3 separate regions of the Homo sapiens genome follow, and all the other regions are linked to region 3. The links are chromatin loops, found by intact Hi-C in ENCODE. Cell type or tissue: ascending aorta. All regions are shown on one strand. Links, peaks and the distances in the headings refer to the core of each region. The heading gives the core; the rest is flanking DNA. Region 1 has its middle 23 kb from the start of PLEKHG3. Region 2 has its middle 33 kb from the start of PLEKHG3. Region 3 overlaps PLEKHG3 (pleckstrin homology and RhoGEF domain containing G3).

What was found. Peaks named below come from ENCODE experiments on the same cell type or tissue, not always from the same donor. Only the 100,000 strongest peaks of a DNase experiment are listed, where the experiment ranks them.
Region 1: it touches region 3 in a loop (2.7-fold over the local background); 21 of 110 quality-filtered maps call a loop at or near these places.
Region 2: it touches region 3 in a loop (3-fold over the local background); 21 of 110 quality-filtered maps call a loop at or near these places.

Annotation. Positions count from the first base shown.
Region 1 is chr14:64,678,846-64,684,879 of GRCh38, reverse strand. No RefSeq gene overlaps it. Among named protein-coding and RNA genes, the nearest start is that of PLEKHG3, 23 kb to the left of the region's middle. RefSeq lists an enhancer at 4,372-4,916. In ascending aorta, for the core only: no CTCF peak of the experiment used is centred there; DNase peaks (open chromatin) are centred at 2,529 and 2,949; H3K4me3 peaks cover 709 bases; H3K27ac peaks cover 2,500 bases.
Region 2 is chr14:64,668,732-64,674,765 of GRCh38, reverse strand. No RefSeq gene overlaps it. Among named protein-coding and RNA genes, the nearest start is that of PLEKHG3, 33 kb to the left of the region's middle. In ascending aorta, for the core only: a CTCF peak has its summit at 3,047 (motif pointing left); no DNase peak of the experiment used is centred there.
Region 3 is chr14:64,742,776-64,748,809 of GRCh38, reverse strand. PLEKHG3 (pleckstrin homology and RhoGEF domain containing G3) reads right to left here. Exons shown (of 17, transcript NM_001308147.2): 17 at 1-5,828. The coding sequence ends at 5,107. It overlaps SPTB (spectrin beta, erythrocytic), which reads left to right. Exons shown (of 36, transcript NM_001355436.2): 36 at 1-2,527. Among named protein-coding and RNA genes, the nearest start is that of MIR7855, 40 kb to the left of the region's middle. In ascending aorta, for the core only: CTCF peaks have their summits at 2,637 and 2,867 (motif pointing right); DNase peaks (open chromatin) are centred at 2,324 and 3,214; H3K27ac peaks cover 2,465 bases.

The DNA of each region.
Region 1 (6,034 bases), core at 1,476-3,975, 64 kb after region 3:
TGGGGTTGTTAGGGTGGGCCCTGATCCAGTACGATTGATGTCCTAATTTTAGGGGGAAATTTAGACTTCGAGACACACACATAGGGAGGACACCTTATGAAGATAAGGGCAGATATGGGGTGATGCATCTGCAAGCCACGGAGCAGCAAAGATGGCCAGCAAGCGCCCAAAGCTGGGTCAGAGCATGTATGTGTGGTTGTGTAAGCACATGTGTACAACTGTGTGTAAACATGTATGTGTGTGGCTATGTGAAATAAAACATGTGAATGTGTACCCGCAGCCTGGGTCAGATTCTCCTTCACAGCCCTCAGAAGGAACTAACCCTGCCAACACCTTGATCTCAGACTTCAAGCCTCCCATACTATGGGACAGTAAATGTTCTAAGCCACCCAATGTTGGTGGCTTGTTAGAACGTCCCTGAGAAAGTAACACAGGCACGATAGCACACCGGTCAGGAGCATGGAACTGAGTCTGAATCCAGCTCCACCACCCAGCGTCACCGCCCTGGGCAAGTCACTCAAGTGCTAGGAGCCTCTGTTTCTTAAAGTGGGACTGGGAAGAGCATCGCCTTCCCAGGCCTGTTGTGAGGATTCCATGGGTTTGGCCCACTGCCAGCCACATGCTAAGGGCTTAGTAAACTGTGGCTGTTATTGTTATTAAGAACACAGCTGTTTTCAGGGTCTCTGTCAAAATTCCTGATGACAAAATTATCTCCAACCTGCACAAAGTCCAAACATGAGAAACTGGAAGAGGAAAACAGAAGAGAAAGCCATGTTGTGGAGGGCATACTGTGCCAGGCACGGTGCTGTGTGCTTTCCCAGAGGAATTTAAATTCTAGGCCGGGCGCAGTGGTTCACACCTGTAATCCCAGCACTTTGGGAGGCCAAAGCAGGCGGATCACTTGAGGTCAGGACTTTGAGACCAGCGTGGCCAACATGGTGAAACCCTGTCTCTACTAAAAATACAAAAATTAGCTGAGCGTGGTGGCACATGCCTGTAGTCCCAGCTACTGGGGAGGCTGAGCACGAGAATCGCTTGAACCCAGGAGACAGAGGTTGCAGTGAGCTGAGATCATGCCACTGCCCTCCAGCCTGGGCGATAGAGTGAGACCTTGTCACAAGTAAATAAATAAATTCTAGCACTCAAAAGGCTTAGGAGAGGGAGACCTGGGACCCAGGGGAAGGACCTACAGGTGGGGATGGAGGGTGAGGGACAGGTCTGATAGGGGAAGTGAGGCAGGGACCTCCAGGGGAAGGGACACCCAGGCCCTGAGTGCCCCTGTGCCCCCTCCCTGCCCAGCCCCTGGCCATGCTTGCCATCGTGGGGAGGTGCCTCGTGGGAGATGTGGAGCACAAACATCACGGCCAGTGGAGCCAGAGTCACCTGACCCGCAATAATGCGCCTTTCTGCCCCAGCGGAGACAGAGGGCATTGTGTGTGCGGCTGCGGCCTGAGACTCGCAGCACAGCCTGCCTCTCAGAAAAGCATGATTGTCTTGGGCAACCTCTGCGGCCTGGGGCTGCCGACCAGTACGTCATAACAAACCCAGAGCGGGCGAAGGGACAACCACCCTCTAGGGACAGAGCCGCTTTGAGACTCCAGTCTTAGAGGCCCCAAGGAGCCAGGGCAGAAACGGGAAGCAGGCCGAGGTGGGGGCTTTGGGACAAAATGGGTAATTCGGAGCGGTAGGAACTTTTTCAAAGACCCTGGCATAGGGCGTCACAGAATCTACAGCCAGGATTTGTCAGGAAAATCAGTGGTTATGAGGAGATGGTGTGTAGTTCAAATCCCCACTGGGGCATTCGCTGGCTGGGTGATTTATAGCAAAATTGCAGATAAGGCATAGTTTCCCTCAACCCATAGATAGGGAGGTTTGGGAGGATTAAAGGAATTGATGTCAGATCCCTGGTAGACACTCAAGAAATATTAGCTGTCATAATGATTATTAATCTATATTGTTCCAAATAAATTAGAAAAGCAAAATGTTTAGCACAGAGCCTGGTACCTAGTAGCTGCCTAATAAATACTAGCCTGTGCTCTGCATCCCTGACTTCTGTCCAGGAAGCCGCAGTTTTGGAGAGGCTAACAGAGTGGCCTCTTTTCTTTAGAGGCATCCTTTCTCCAGCAGAGAAAGGTGTCTGGTGAACCCGCTGACAATCACTCTAGGCGAATGATCCTGTTCAGTTTCCTCCTCAGGGCTGGGCCCCGGCCAGCCTGGCAGTAGCTTCTGTTTTGCAGGTAGGAGGCAGTAGCCAGGTGCAGACAAGGAGGCCTTCCTTCGCCTGCCTTTGCTGTGCCTCCCAGTGAATTCACATCCTGTGTTCTGCCTGAGCCTCAGCCTGGCCCAGTTCTTGGGAGATTACCTTTCCTTTGTCTCATGTCCTGGCATCTGGAAGAGCTAACACCCTCACCCCAGTCAGCAACCAAATGAGCTTCCAGAGCTCCGGCCAGCCCTGCCCTGCCCACGGCTCGGGACCTTGCAGGAATTGGGAGGGAATGTGCCTCCTGGGCCCATGCCCAGCTCTGACTGAGGCTGGGCCGAGGGCCTCTCCTTGTCCCTCCCCCACAGACACACAGGGCTTTATAGTCAGATTATGCCATGGAAACTATGCACACGGCCTGCCCCGTTCACATGGCCTCAGAAGAAAAAATAACAGTGCCTCCTCTCTCTGCCAAGACCCACAGTCCTTGCAGGCCTGAACTACCAAAGCAGACCTCTTATGTGAAACGGGTCCCTGTAAAAATCTCAGGAGGTCGTGCCATTGCACTCCAGCCTGGGCAACAGAGTGAGACGCCGTCTCAAAAGAAATCTCAGGAGGACTTCTTTGGGGGTGCCCTTAAATCATTCCCCCTCCCCCTGCCCCCGGCCCTCAGCTTCCCTCTCCTCAGACATCTGGAGGGCTCCTCCCACCAGGAACAAAGCCTTATATGGCAGTGTCCTTCTGAGACAGGCTCATTTCCCTCTCTAGTATCTTCCTTAGGCCCTGGGAGCCCCACTCTGGTCCTCCCCCAGCCTCCCTCTTCCTCTTGGGATGAAGTCAGCAGAGCCAACAGGGCGTGTCCATTTGAGCCTCCCCCGCCTTCCAGACCTGTGCTGTCTAATACGGCAGCCACTAGCCACATTTGGTAATTTATTCTTTATTTTTATTTATTTATTTATTTTGAGAGTCTTACTCTGTTGTCCAGGCTGGAGTGCAGTGGCGAGATCACGGCTCACTGAAGCCTCGACTTCCCCAGCTTAAGTGATTCTCCCACCTCAGCCTCCTGAGTAGCTGGGACTACAGGCACATACCACCACACCTGGCTAATTTCTCCTATTCTTTTGGTGGATGTAGGGTCTCACTATGTTGCCCTGCCTGGTCTCAAACTCCTGAGCTGAGGTGATCCTCCTGCCTCAGCCTCACAAAGTGCAGGGATTACGGGCATGAGCCACTGTGCTGGCTTTTTTTCTACTCAAGATAGTACTTTACACATGTGGCAATTTAAATTTACATGTTACTCAATTACAAATTTTTAAATAAAAAAATCCAGTTCCTGGCCAGGCACGGAGGCTCACGCCTGTAATTCCAGCACTTTGGGAGGCCAAGGCAGGCAGATCACTTGAGCCCAGGAGTTCAAGATCAGCCTGGGCAACATGACGAAACCCCATCTCTACTAAATAATACAAAAATTAGCTGGGCATGGTGGTGCATGCCTGTGGTCCCAGCTACTCCAGAGGCTGAGGCGATAGGACCACTTGAGCCCAGGAAGGGGAGGTTGCAGTGAGTAGTGAGCGGGCCACTGCACCCTAGCCCGGGCGACAGAATGAGACCCTGTCTCACAAAAAAAGAAAAAAAAAAAAAAAGAGACAGGATTTCACTAGGTTGCCCATGCTGATCTCAAACTCCTGAGCTCAAGCAATCCTCCTGCCTCAGCTAGCACTGGGTCAGAGTTCCAGAAGCCGAATTTCTAGACACGGGTATAGCCATGGTGTGGGCGGGGTGGAAAGGCAGTGAGTTCTCCATTACAGGGCACTTCACTCAGGGCCTGGAGGACACCCTGCCTGGGATGCTACAGTGTGGCCTCTTGCTTCAGATAAGGGAAGAGCCAGCCCAGATGAGTTCTAATGTCTCTTTTATTTCTGAGATCCAGATCCTGGGCCTGGAACTGCTACAGCCAGAAGGGTTTCTATAAGACACAGAAGCAGGACCCACAGATTTTCGCTGTCTTGGTTTTCAGCATCACAAGACTCTGGCTCCTTTTCTAGATTCAGAGTCTGGCCCCTGGCCTCTGGCCCAGGCTGCCTCCCTCTACCAGTTCCAGGGCTGGGGGCTGGGGCCTCTGAGAGCAAACGGGCGTGTCAGAATGGGGAAAGTGACTGGGGCTGGCATGCAGAGTTGAGAGTCTAGCTAGTGAGCTGGGACTAATGAACCTGAGAAAGAACAGGTCCAAACAGGCCCCAGGGAGGCTTCGGGAGCCAGGGCCCAGGCCACAGAGCTGAACAAATCACCGTGAGTCAAGCCGGGCAGGAGATCACGCTGCCCTGTCCCTGGGCTAGGCTTTCACTCATGCTTCCTGGGATATAAGCATGAGGGCTGGAGGTATAAGCACAGGCCTGCTAGGACTGTGGCTCCATTTAAGGGGCCAGAGAGAGTGAAAACGTGGTGACTACAGTGACAAGTGAGAGTTTACTCATCATTGGATGTACAGAGAAAAGGGAGGACTTGATTTCTTCAGAAGTATCATAAATTGCTACAGGGTTAGGCTGAAGAGCCTAGGCTAAGGTCCTGTGTATCCACCAGAGGGACGCACAGAATTGGGCTCCTCTGGGAGGGGAAGAAGAAAGGAACTCGTGTGTGTTTAGTGCCTGGCACCATGTTGCATGTTTTCTCCAGCTTACACTAAGGTGATGTTGACTATGTGCCAGGCATTGTCCAAGTACCCCACACACTAGTGAAGGAAGCTACGACACAGAGAGGGTTTGTAACCTGTCTGAGGTCACTCATCTGGCAAGGAGTGGAATTCAAACCCAGGTGCCCAGGTATTCTGGCTCCAGAACCAGGCTTTCCCCGCTCTGCTGGCTACTTCTCTAGGGCCCATCTTCATTTCCAGAACAACCACCGGGAAGAGTATCACGACCTCCATTCTTAAAAACGCAAAGCTCAGGCTCAGCGCAGTTAAATGACTTGCCCTCGGTTGTGCCATTAGCCAGCCTCAGAGCCAAGATTCAGCCCTGGGTCCGTGTGACCCCAGTGCTCTTTCTGCCACCCCACACTGAGTCTCCAGGAGGGAATGAGATGAGGATTTATTTAGCACAGCTACTTTTAAAGTCACAACATACAAATTTTGTTTTTAAAGAAACAAAGTGGCTGGGTGTGGTGGCTCACGCCTGTAATCCCAACACTTTGGGAGGCCAAGGTGGGAGATCCCCTGAGGTCAGGAGTTCAAGACCAGCCTGGCCAACATAGCGAAACCCCGTCTCTACTAAAAATACAAAAATTAGCTGGGCATGGTGGCACGTGCCTGTAGTCCTGGCTGCTCGGGAGGCTGAGGCAGGAGAATTGCTTGAACCTGGGAGGTGGAGGTTGCAGTCAGCCTAGATCGCTCCACTGCACTCCAGTCTGGGTGACAGAGTGGGACTCTGTCAAAAAAAAAAAAAAAGAGAGAGAGAGAGAAAGAAAAAGAAAGAAAAGAAAAGGAAAGAAAAGAAAAGGAAATGAAGCAATAAAATCTCTGTGAGAACCCTCGTGTAATCAGGCTAGATGAATTGTCTGGGCTTCAAACAAATCAGCAGTAAAAAGAAGCAAGGCTTTTATTGAAATTGATTCCACGCCATTGTTATTGTAACTTCAGGTGTCAGCTGCTGTTGACATAGACTGCATCATCCCAATGGCATAGGTGAGAGGAACAGGGTTTGACAAAAAGAATCCTTTGTGGAGTTGACCCATTTTCCAGCTTGAGAAAAAGTTCAATCAGCTCTGAGTTAAGTTTCTGCCTCTGGTGTCTTCTCATCATCCCCTGCCCACAGCCTGGTTCCCCACCACTCCCCCTACCTA
Region 2 (6,034 bases), core at 1,686-4,185, 74 kb after region 3:
TCAGCTCACTGCAACCTTGACTTCCCAGGTTCTTGTGATCCTCCCACTTCAGCCTCCCGAGTAGTTGGGACTACAGGCACAACCGCCACACCCAGCTAACATTCTGTATTTTTATAGAGACAGAGTTTTGTCATGTTGCCCAGGCTGGTCTTGAACTAGGCTCAAGCAATCCACCTACATGAACCTCTCAAAACGCTAGGATTTCAGGCTTGAGCCACCGCGCCCAGCTTGTGCTAAACTTTTAAACGTTATTTCCTTTACTATCTCAGCTTCCTCCTCCTCCACTCAGCCTTCTCTGCGAATTGCTTTATATGGACAAAACTGGGACCAGCAGCAACCTCCACAGCTGCCCCAACCCCACCACCAGACCCTTGTGTGACAACAGTCCCCAGGGTCATGGGTCTGGATCGTTGACATTCTAATCTTATTGGTTCTCTGCAACACTTTCTTTGGGTTATTTCTCTCTTTTTTTTCCCCCACCTCTTAGGACACAGAAGCTCTTTCTTCAGATCCCCCCCACTTATAGCCCCCTCCTCTCCTCCTCACCTGTTGGCCCTCTGCCCTGGCAGCCTGGTTCCCCAGGGAATCCATGCACAAGGGCCTCCCTCCCTTCCATGCACTCCTCCCCTTCTGCACAATCTTCCTCCTCTCTTCTCATCGTCTGTCTTCTATCACCTTGTTTTCTGTGCCCAGGCCCTCTCGTGATCTCATTTGCCACAGATACACCCTGCTGCCCAGCTCCTGCCCGCAGGCATCATTTGATCGATGGGTTTGAGGTTTGTTGACAGTTGGGGTTTTTCTCTCTCAGTGAGGAAGAAGCAAGAAACCTCAACACTGCAATTTCCTCAACTCCCAGTGACGGTGACAAATTCTGAGGCTCCAGGGCGGGGGCTGTGTCTTCACATGCCCTGTGGAGTGTTGTCCTCACAGTGGTAAATAAATAAGGAGGTGAAAAGGTAAGACAAGAGGGAGCAGCATCTGTGCTTAGGGGCAGGGCTCAATTTGTCTGATGTGGGAGGACCTCAAAGGTGTCTCTCTTCTCACCTAGGCCAGACATTTGCAAGCTGACTGCCCTAAAGGAGCTGTACACACCTTCTTCATCCACCATGTGCCTTAGCAAAGGGTCACACCCAGGGAACTGAAGCTCTCTCTGTGTCTCTAGGGGTGGGAAGGCAGTGTCTGTGGTTATCCACCTCCATTCAGAGCCAAGTGAGTTCAGACTGCTGGGTTCTCGTCCTAAACTCTTTCACCGACTACCCCTGAGGCCTTGAGCAAGTGACCTAACCTCCTCCTCGTGCTTCTGTTTCCCCATCTTTACAATGACAGTCGTCATGGGGACAAATTCACTGGGTTGTAGTACAGATGGAATGAGAGCAAGCCGTCGCGCAGAAGACGTGCTCAACAAATGGAAACCACTGCTATCATTTTCATTCTTATTATCTCAATTTAGGAAACAAGGATCCCGACATTGCAAGCTATTCCAGGTGAAGCTAAAAAGAAGATAATCCCCAAGTCTCTGGGTAAAGAAACTCACTGCCACCCTCAATCAAATCAAAGCCAGATTCCGTGATGTTGGTAGTGAAGGGGAAGTCCCCCCAGGGGTGGGGTGGAGTGAGGTGTGGCTTTCCTTACCCATTGGTGGTACCAGTGAGACGAGGGAGAAATCTCCCAGGAAAGGTGAGCCTTGGAGGGCAAAACACAGCCAAGAGATCTAACCGCTTTTCCCATGTGGAGAGTCTCCTGCCAGCCAGAGCCAATCTCAGGAAATATGAGTTCGATTTTATTAAGGAAACCAACACGTTTCCTTCTGTCTAATGTAGCCTCTGTGTTATTCACATTGTTGGCTCCCAGGATGTGAAATGTCATCCTAGTACAGAACCCAGAAAAGAGTGGGCTGAATGTCTCTTTAGAGAGCTTTAGCCAACTATTTAAAAAAGTGGAGTCTACCTTCCTAACAGAGTTAATAATCACATGCCTTTATAGGAAGCAGTAGTAATAGTTGTGGTAATAATAACAGCTGACTTTTTCTCTTAGCAGTTGCAGTATAAGGTTCATAACCATCCTGTTAAGATGGTATTATTTATAGTCATCACTCAGTATCTTGCTGGGATTGGCTCCAGCACCCCCTTGGATACCAAAATCCACGGATACTCAAGTTTCTGATATAAAATGGTATAGTATTTGCATATAACCTAGGCACATCCTTCCATATACTTTTTTGTTTCTTTGTTTGTTTGTAACAGAGTCTTACTCCTTCGCCCAGGCTGGAGTGCAGTGTCATGATCATAGCTCACTGCAGCCTCAAACTCCTGTGCTAAAGCAATCCTCCTGCCTCAGCCTCCTGAGTAGCTGAGACTACAGGTGCACCACAGCACCAGGCTGATTTTTTTTTTAAGTTCTTATAGAGACAGGGTCTTACTAATGTTTACGAGGCTGATCTCAAACTCCTGGGGCCTTAGGCGATCCTCCTGCCTTGGCCTCCCAAAGTACCGTTATTACAGATATGAGACACTGTGCCTGGCCAACTTTCCTATACTTTAAATCATCTCTAGATAACTTATCATGTCAAATATTAATACAATGTAAATTCCATGCAAATGGTTGTTATACTATATTGTTTTTATCTGTATTATTTTTGTTGTATTGTTGTTTTTATTGTTGGGTTTTTTTCAATATTTTCTATCTGTGGTTGGTTGAATCCACAGATGTGGAAACTGTGGATATGGAAAGCTGACTGTATTAGAATTTTATAGAACAAGAAACTAAGGCTTCATTAATTTAAATAGCCTGCTAGGATCATAAAGATGGGAGGCATTCTCCAACCCTTGTTTGATTCTGGATTTGAACTTGGGTCAGCTTGAATTCAACGCCAGAGTGCCTAACAGTATTTTGTCTCTTAGAGGAGTCTAGATTGCAACTGCATTTCAACCTAGTAAGAAAAGCATGTATAAGATCTGCTTTCTTTCTGATCTCCTCTGGGTATTTGTTTTCTTATGAAAGTCTGAGAAAGTCGCAAAGTTCAGCCCCAAAGAATGAACAAGTGGTTCATTTCTGCCCCCTAGAGGAGGTAAGGAAGGTCATGGTTAAAATGAGTGTTCAGAATCGCAATAGATCCAGCCCTGCAATAGAGCCAAACCTAAAAACAAACTACTTTCAGTTCATGAAAGGGAGGTGATAATGGGTTAGGGATTATCTGGATCAAGAGTGAGAACAGTGTATCAGGGTCCTGCCTGGATATATACTGGATATATATATATATATAGTGTGTGTGGAGATATATATATATATATAGTGTGTGTGTGTGTGTGTGTGTGTGTGTGTGTGTGTATATATATACAGCTTGCATATATATATATACAGCTTGCATATATATATATACAGCTTGCATATATATATACAGCTTGCATATATATATACAGCTTGCATATATATATATATACAGCTTGCATATATATATATATACAGCTTGCATATATATATATATATATACAGCTTGCATATATATATATATACAGCTTGCATATATATATATATATATATACAGCTTGCATATATATATATATATATACAGCTTGCAAATATATATATATATATTTACAAGTATATATATATATATATATATATATATATATATATATATATATACACTGTTCTATCAGGGTCCTGAATAGACTCATTCTAGTCTAGTATTCAGACTAGAACTTTCATCTTTAACATGTGCCCCAAATGATTCTTTCACTAAGGCAACTTTGAGAAACAGGTGCATATAATTTATTCATCCAGCAAGGGCTTGAATAACACCTTCCATCCACAAGCCACTGTTACTAAGGCATTTGCTGGACCCCAAGGGAGTGGAGTCCACATCCCTGTCCTGAAGAAGCTTGGTCAATTACACTATCTCTCAGGGCCTTGCCTTTGTTATTGAGAAAATGGCTCATCTCTAAATGGTGTGAGAGCCAGGAGACCCATGTTGGACGTGCAGACAGGGTGCACTTTACTTAATCTCCTTGGACCTCAGTTTCCTTGTCTACAACATCAGAGGGTGAATACTCATCAAGCTTCCTCCTGTGGCAAGATTCTGAAGTTCCCAGGCCCTGTGGAGAGCGTACAGGGAAACCTTACTTAGGTGACCTGCTTAGGAGTCTGGTCTCCATGACTGTGCAGATCCACCTCCTGCCAAATGGCTCATGACAATCCCAGGAGCAGGCTGTGGTCTCCCTGATCCTGAGGTTCAGAGCTTTTGGTGTTCCCGTCACTGGCATTCACGCCACACTGTAGGAGCCTTCTTTTCATTGATGTAAACTCTGTTCACAAAAAGGGTCTGGGGAAAATAAAGTTGATTTGGAAAAAGAAATTTCTCTAGAAACCCAAATAAGGCTTCTTATTTCTAGAAACCCCCAAATAAGACTTCCTGAAATGTGGAGTCAGATGAACCAGCCTTTAAATCCTAGCTCTGTTACTCAATAGCTGTGTGATTTGAGGCAAGTCATCCATTTTAAACTTGGTCTCTTCATCTGTGGAATGGACATAAAAAGAGTACCCAAAGCTGGGTGTGGTGGCATGCACCTGTGTTCTCAGTGACTTGGCAAGAGGCTGAGGGAGGAAGGTGACTTGAGCCCAGGAATTTGAGGCCGTAGTGCACTACAATCATGCCTATGAATTGCCACTGCATTCCGGCTTGGGCAACATAGTGAGACCTCATCTCTAAAAATATATAGGTATAATAGAATAGTTTGTATCTCACTGAGTCATGGTGAAGATTAAATGAGACTAGACTAATACCTGGTGCATAATAGGTATGCTGAAATATTTCCTTTTTTTTTTTTTTTTTTTTTTGAGACGGAGTCTCGCCCTGTCACCCAGGCTAGAGTGTCGTGGCGCGATCTCGGCTCACTGCAAGCTCCACCTCCTGGGTTCACGCCATTCTCCTGCCTCAGCCTCCCGAGTAGCTGGGATTACAGGCGCCTACCACCACGCTCGGCTAATTTTTTTGTATTTTTTAGTAGATACGGGGTTTCACCATGTTAGCCAGGATGGTCTCGATCTCCTGACCTCGTGATCCGCCTGCCTCGGCCTCCCAAAGTGCTGGGATTACGGGCATGAGCCACTGCGCCCAGCCTATTTCCTATTGTTATTACGATTAATACTGCTGATGCTAGTTTTACCTTCAGAGACTGTTACAATTGGAAAATAAAGAAACAGTTCATAGTCAGGACCCCACCCAAGGATTTAGCACCCAAATCACTCCAGAGAACTCCAGCTCGACCTTGGCAGTCATCCAGGATGCCACATGTCCTCTCACTCTTGTTTAAAGATGTCCTAATAGAGCCAAACTTCTTTTGCCAAATTTCTCAAAATGAGTCCTTTAGTGGATCCTTGGGCTTATAGTACCACTACCACATCATCCAAGGGGCATGGCCATCTGGGTTTGAGGTTACAGAAAAAGAGAGGGGCCTAGGACCAGGGCCAAGGCAAGCTCATAGACACTCCTTGCAGGAGCAAGGTCAACAAGCAAGACCCATGAGGACTGAAATAAGGATCTACTTGACACTCAGATTGACTGCATTTGGAGAGCCAATAATTGCTGCCTTTGCCCTTATAATAAACTACAGCTTTTGAAGAAAATTTAAAAACAAAATAAAATCCACAAAAACATGCAGGCATTGCTGGGCAGCAGCAAACAAACATACTGGATTGTTCAGAAAGACTGCTAAGATCTTAAGAGCAAATTGTTTATAAACTGCAGAGAAAAGTTGTAATAAGAACTGGCTTCAGCACTAAAACACAGCTTTTGATTCTCCACCATCTCACTCCAACCCAAGAGAATAGCAGCAGCTGTTAGGTGTAAGGGAGCCTGTGGGCCTATTTAGGGGTGAGGGTAAGGTATAGAGGGGCACAGGCTCTCATCTCACAATTAACAAAGGGCCCCACATTCTGGCTTTTGACATTAGCTCCAGATGACAGGTCTGAAAGAAGCAATGTTCAGGATAGAACTCTCAACTTGTGTTCCTCACTGCCTGTAGAGCACTGTAAA
Region 3 (6,034 bases), core at 1,591-4,090:
CCAGCCCCCTAGGGGCATGAGGAAGGAGCCTTCAGGTGGCCCACAAAGCCCTAGCTCTGGGCCAGGGGCTCTGGGGGGCTGAGGGGACCAGACTGGGTGCAGGGCCTTGGGAGCTGCCAGCCTCCTTCCCACTGGGCTTCCGCAGAACTGGGACTCTCACTTCAGGGGCCACCACATCCCTCCTCTCTGCTTCTCCCCCCAGATCAAAGGGTACCCTCCCACGGTTGGCAGGGCCTGGCTGAGTGCCTCTAGCACCCTTTGTGCCACCACAGGCGGTCCCAGGAAGGGCAGCAAGGTCAGACCATTCCTCATTGAAAACCGTGGCTAGGGCACAGGGCTCTGATCTGAAGGAGTGACAGGTGCGTCACAACACTGCCTAAGGCTCTCCCTCTCAATGCTGGGACCCTCGCCCCACTCCCAGTGGCAGCCAAACCAGCAATATCCAACAGACATAGGCCCCCTACGGGACAGTGTGGGCCCCCAGATATAAGATGGATACCCCCCGCACCTGCAGTAAAGCATCCCAAAGCCAAATGCTCAATTGCATCCTGTCTGCAGCTGGGACTTTGGAGGGTAATGGCTGGGCAGACAGTAAAGTTGATCATCTGTTTTCTCGGGGTGGCAGACGCAGCCATGTCTTGGTATCACCACCCATGTGACAGCTACTCCTGCACAACTGGGACAAATGTCAGGGCCAGAGCCATGAAGGTGTGGTACCCCTTGATCAGCTTCTCCACGTCCTGGCCCCAGGTCTTGGCGGGGAGGGGGTCACATGAGTACAGAGGTCAAATATCTACCACCCTCCAGCCCTGAGCACCAGAAGCTCTGCAACCAACGTCCCCAGGAATGGCCTTCCCCTTGCTGCTCAGGTCATACTTCTGGAGGAAGAGAAAGCTCATTCCATATTTTCCCCACCACTCTACTCCGAAAGCAACACAGTTCTGGCCCAGTATCAAACTAGGGTTAGGTCCAAGAGAGCAGTCAAGCGGGTCGGGGGTGGGGGGGAGGGCGGAGGGCAGCAGGCATTTTCCCCCAAGGAAACCATGAAAGTCCCCAGGGCCTGCAGTCAAGTTTCTATCACCTTCCCCGTGAGAAGGACCTTAGTTCCATGGAGATGAAGTGGGTGAGGTTCAGGTAGAAGCCACAGGGGCAGGCATCCAGAATGAGGCCCCCTGAGGAACCCTGAGTGCTGACCAGTGCCGGCAGAAATCAGTTCCACCCTGTGGCCCTGACACTATATGTCAGGGTGACACCAACTGCAGCAGGCAGGAGCCACAGGAAGGAAGACGTCATCCGATGGAGCCTGACATCCCCAGGTTCCCGCCCTGGTGAGCAAGGTCTTCATTTGGCTTTGGTACATATGACCCTATACAGGGAACCTAGTGTGTATCACTCACCAGCCTCTTTCTGTATCTGGGGAAACCAAGGCAGTGAGGTGACTGCACTCACCTAGCAATAAAGTAGGCCTTTGGTGCACTTGCAGGCATGTCCTCCTCTGGGGCAGAGAGCAGGTTCCTTGCTGAAGGGCAGATGGTGGCAAACATCTCCCTCAACTGTTTCCCTGGGCCAGTCTTTAGGGAGCCTAGGGACAAGGGCCCACCCTCCCCCTTCCACGTGTGCCAAATCAGCACCTGAAGTGAGGCATTTCCAGCAAGCAACTCCACAGACCCGAGAAAGGAAGGGCTCTAGTGGAAGAGCTAGCATCTCACCACCCCAGGTCCCCTGGCCTGGTCCAGGGCAGCCAGCTGCATGTGACCATTCTGTTGCCAGCTCCCCACACATCCCTCCTGTCACCCAGGCTCCAAGACATTCGACCAACTAGACTGAAAATGCAGGCATCCAGCTTTGGGAGACCCTGTGTGTGCCACACCAGGGCTAAGCTCTCCCAGTGCCCTAGCAAGGTCTTTTTTTTTTTTTCTCTCCTTATTCTACTCTACAGTCTTTTGACAGTATTCCCAAACGAGGTTGACACAGCTCCAGTCCACACCAGCATACCAGGCTTCCTTCCCAGGGCAGTTTAGAGGAAGCTCCTTCTGGGCAAGGTCAGGCGGTCCTCCTTCCCTCTCTCCTTCCCCTTTGTCCCAGCCTCAACTGACTCTGGCTGTGGGAGGTGTGGAGGGTCCTTAGGCTTCCCTCCCCAACCTGGCCTCCACCAACACCCCTAACAGGAGGCCCGTGGAAGGCTCAGCCTCTCCTCCGCATCCCTCCTCCTTCCTGCCTATCGGAGGGAGCCAGGGTCCCCTAGGCTGACCCTGAATCCTCTTCCTCCCTTCATGGGAGGGGGGCAGGAATCCAGAGGAGGATGAAGCCAGCGGGACCACATGGCTTGGTGGCTTGGACAAACAAGCTCAGGGAGGAAATGAGGAGGCGGCGGCTGCAGAGGAATGCAACCCTGTTGGGCACAGACCATGCAATCTGGGGCTGGCCCTGGGGCCAGCTGGGTCCTGTCCTCCACCTGCTCAACCGTGCTTCCACCAACCAGAGGAAACCCATTTACTAGTTTTTCTAATAAATCAATAATGCTCCATGTTTCTCTCAGTTTCTTATTTAACTAGCCTCCTCTCCCTTTGAACTGAGCCTAAGAGGGCTGGCACCATGGAGACAGAGGGACAGCCAGATTCTCTAGCTTGTCCCTGGGAGCCTTATGGGACGACTGCAAGCACCCGGTTCCTGGGCTTCATCACAAACTCCAAGAAAAGCTTGCTCATTCATGCATTTGATCAACTTGAAGGCCTACTGTAGGGCAAAATCATTTCCAAGCAGTGATCAGTCCAGGCCCCTCCCCACAGAGCTCAGGACAGATCTCAGCACTCACTGGACCGCAGAATCATCAGAATCTCTAAGCCTGGGATTCACCTCCAGAGGGCAGTTTCTGTTGGTCTAGGGAGATGGAATGTAAGCACTGCGTTTCCAGAAGGCTCCCCAGATAATTCCAATGGGCAGCCAGTGAGAACCACCGACCTGGTGCAAGGTTCCCAGGCATACCTAGATGGCCGTGTAAGGACTGCCTGGGGAAGGGGTTAACTACAACTTCCTGGGCCCCACCCTCTGAAGAGCCCCAGTCGGGTTCTTCAAGGGAAGATCAGAGGCTAGTGACAACCTCTCTTGAGCAGAAGCAGCGCAGGGCAGAGATAGCCCCTGGTCTGGCAGCTGCCCTGAATCTTCTGTGGTCATTCCACAGTCACTGGCTCCTGCCAGGCCAGTCTCAAGATATGATGCTGAGTAACCACAAGGGCACTGGACAGTGTGAGGGTCAGGGAGGCGGAGGTTGCAGTGAGCCAAGATTGCACCACTGCGCTCCAGCCTGGGCGACAGAGCAAGACTCCGTTTCAAGTGGGGGATAAAAAAGAATCTGGGTCCCTCTGATCTTCCCTTGACCTTGTTAGACTTAGCAGACCCATCTTCAGGTTGGGTCAGAAGGCCCACAGGGCCCTGACCCAGCAGCCCTGCTGAACACTTGTCAGGCAGCTCTACCACCCAGGCCCTGAAGCCTCTACCTCCCAGGCCCCAGCTAGAAAAAAAATTAAGCAAAATGAGTCTGGACCTCTGTGGAGAAAGGGCAGAAAACCCAACTGAAATAGGGAGGCATTCCTAACTCTTCTGAATCAAAGATACTTCTGAGAATGTGATAAAAAGGGAGGAATCATCCCAGAAAAATGCACTTGTACTCCTCATCCAATGTTGCAGACACCTTTAGGACATTTCTAGTCTCCGAGTTTAGAATCCTTACCTTCAGCCGCATGCAGTGGCTCACCCCTGTAATCCCAGCACTTTGGGAGGCCGAGGTGGGTGGATCACCTGAGGTCAGAAGTTCGAGACCAGCCTGGTCAACACGGCGAAACCCCGTCTCTACTAAAAATACAAAAAATTAGCTGGGTGTGGTGGCTCATGCCTGTAGTCCCAGCGACCTGGGAGGCTGAGACAACGAGAATTGCTTGAACCTGGGAGGCGGAGGTTGCAGTAAGCCAAGATCACGCCATTGCACTCCAGCCTGGGTGACAGAATAAGACTCTGTCTCAAAAAAAAAAAAAAAAAAAATCCTTGTCTTCTAGGATGTTTCCTGGGGACCGGAGAGAAACGCAAAAGGCACCAGATACTGGGAGCATCTGCTTATGAGAAAAACAGTCTATCCACCTCACCACCTCCCTTTTTCTTGGTCCAACTCTGGCCCTTGGGGAAAAGAGCAAAAGGCTGGCATGCGGGACCCCCTACCCTAGACAGGACAGCAGGCTGCTGCTAGACAGAGAAGCCCATGGGAGTCTAGGCAGCAGAAAGAAAAAGCCCGCCCTCACATCCTCCTGCCCCACCTCCCCCACCAGTACCCGGGTGCCTTATGTTTCATAAGCCCAAGTGACAATTGAGTGTGGAAGGAACAACCTCCATGTCTCCATCTCCCTAAGACATCCCTGGCCCATGAATAACCTTCCCTACCCCAGCCAAGCCTAGGAAGGAGTTCACACATAGTGGGTTGGTCAGCAGTGGTTATTGCACCATTGGCAAATAATGAAATGTGTGTACATCAGCGACAACCACAGGGTCAGCACAACAACCCTCAAAAGTACCTGAACTGAATCCACTTCATTCTTGACAGGAGGGGAATAAACAGGGGCCACACACTCACGCACACGCACATCATACCACAGAATGGAAAGCAATAAATTATTGGCTTCATTCCTGCCTGGACCCTAAGAAAAGGCACCGTTACAGAACAAAGCCTCTCCAGGCCACTGCCTGAGTCTCCTGGGGATGGGCTCCTCCATCTGGCTGTGGCCATGGCCAGCCAACGCTGGAGGCCTGAGCAGAGCTTCCTCTCTCTGGGAAGAAGTGAGCTTAAATATTTGGCTTCTTACCAGAGAACAACTATTTACAAGGGAAGCAGCCACACCGGCCTCACAGGTGAGTGGGAAATTGTCTCGAGCCCCAGTGGATGGCACAGGCAGGAGACCCCTGCACACGGGAGCATCCTTCCTGAAGGGCGGAGGGGATGGACTTTCCGCCCACCTGAGGGCCCTGGGCAGGGGCTCCATGAGCCCAGGCTTGAGGGGAAGGATGCCCAGGTTCTTCCCCAACCTCCAACATGACTCCTCCCTCCCCCAGGAGTCAGCATCAACCGACAGAGTTCAAGGCCTGGAACTTCTCTCTAAGGTTTCTCACTCTGCCCTGCTGGCTCGGGTCTGCCGGGTCCCTGGAACCCTCTTCCTTCGGCTGGCACTCTGCAGACTGCTGGAAGTCCTGAACCTGCCCCAGCAGGGCCACCGGTGAGCTTGGTCCCTGGCCACTGCTCTCCTCCAGCCCTGCAGTGGGGCTGGGAAGGGGTCCCTTCTCCATGACAATCACCCGCCGGTTGTCCTCCAGGGTGAGGTCTGCAGTGACATACAGGGTCTCGCCTCCATCCGGCTTGCTCTGGGGCAGAGGCCCAGGGGATTGGGCAGCCTCTCCGCCTCCCCGGCCCCTCTTGGTGCTCAGGCTGCGGCAGCGGCCCACCCTGCCCGACAGAGGTGGCTCTACCATGTTCTCCGGCACCGAGTGGCTCCTGTTGACGGGTGGGCCGCGGGGCCGGCCGCCCCCTGCTCGGCGTGCCTCATCGCGGGAGGCATACTTGGAGCAGAGCTCACGGACGTCGGGCCAGCTGAAGGTCTCTGTGGGGCTGAGGGGGCTCCGGGCGGAGGGCCGGCCCCCAGGCGAGGTGGTCCTCTGGCTGACAGCAGACGGGTTGAAGAAGAAACGCTGTGGTGACATCTCCCCAGCCGAGGAGGGCTTGGGAGGGCTGTGCTCCTGGGCCATCAGCTGCTCATAGTCAAATAGAGACAGCACCGGCTTCCTCTTACCTATGAGGAGAGAGCAAGCTGCCTGAAGCATGGGGCGGGAGGGCAGAGCTGCAAGGGGGTGCTCTGAGCAGGCCCCAACTCACTTTCCAGGCAAGGCTGGTTGTTGGGGTTTTGGGTGTGATGGGAGAAATCTCACTTACCATCCACAGCCTCTTTCATGAAGGGCCATAGGAAGAATGAAGAAAAGGCAGTGGAAAGGGGTCAGG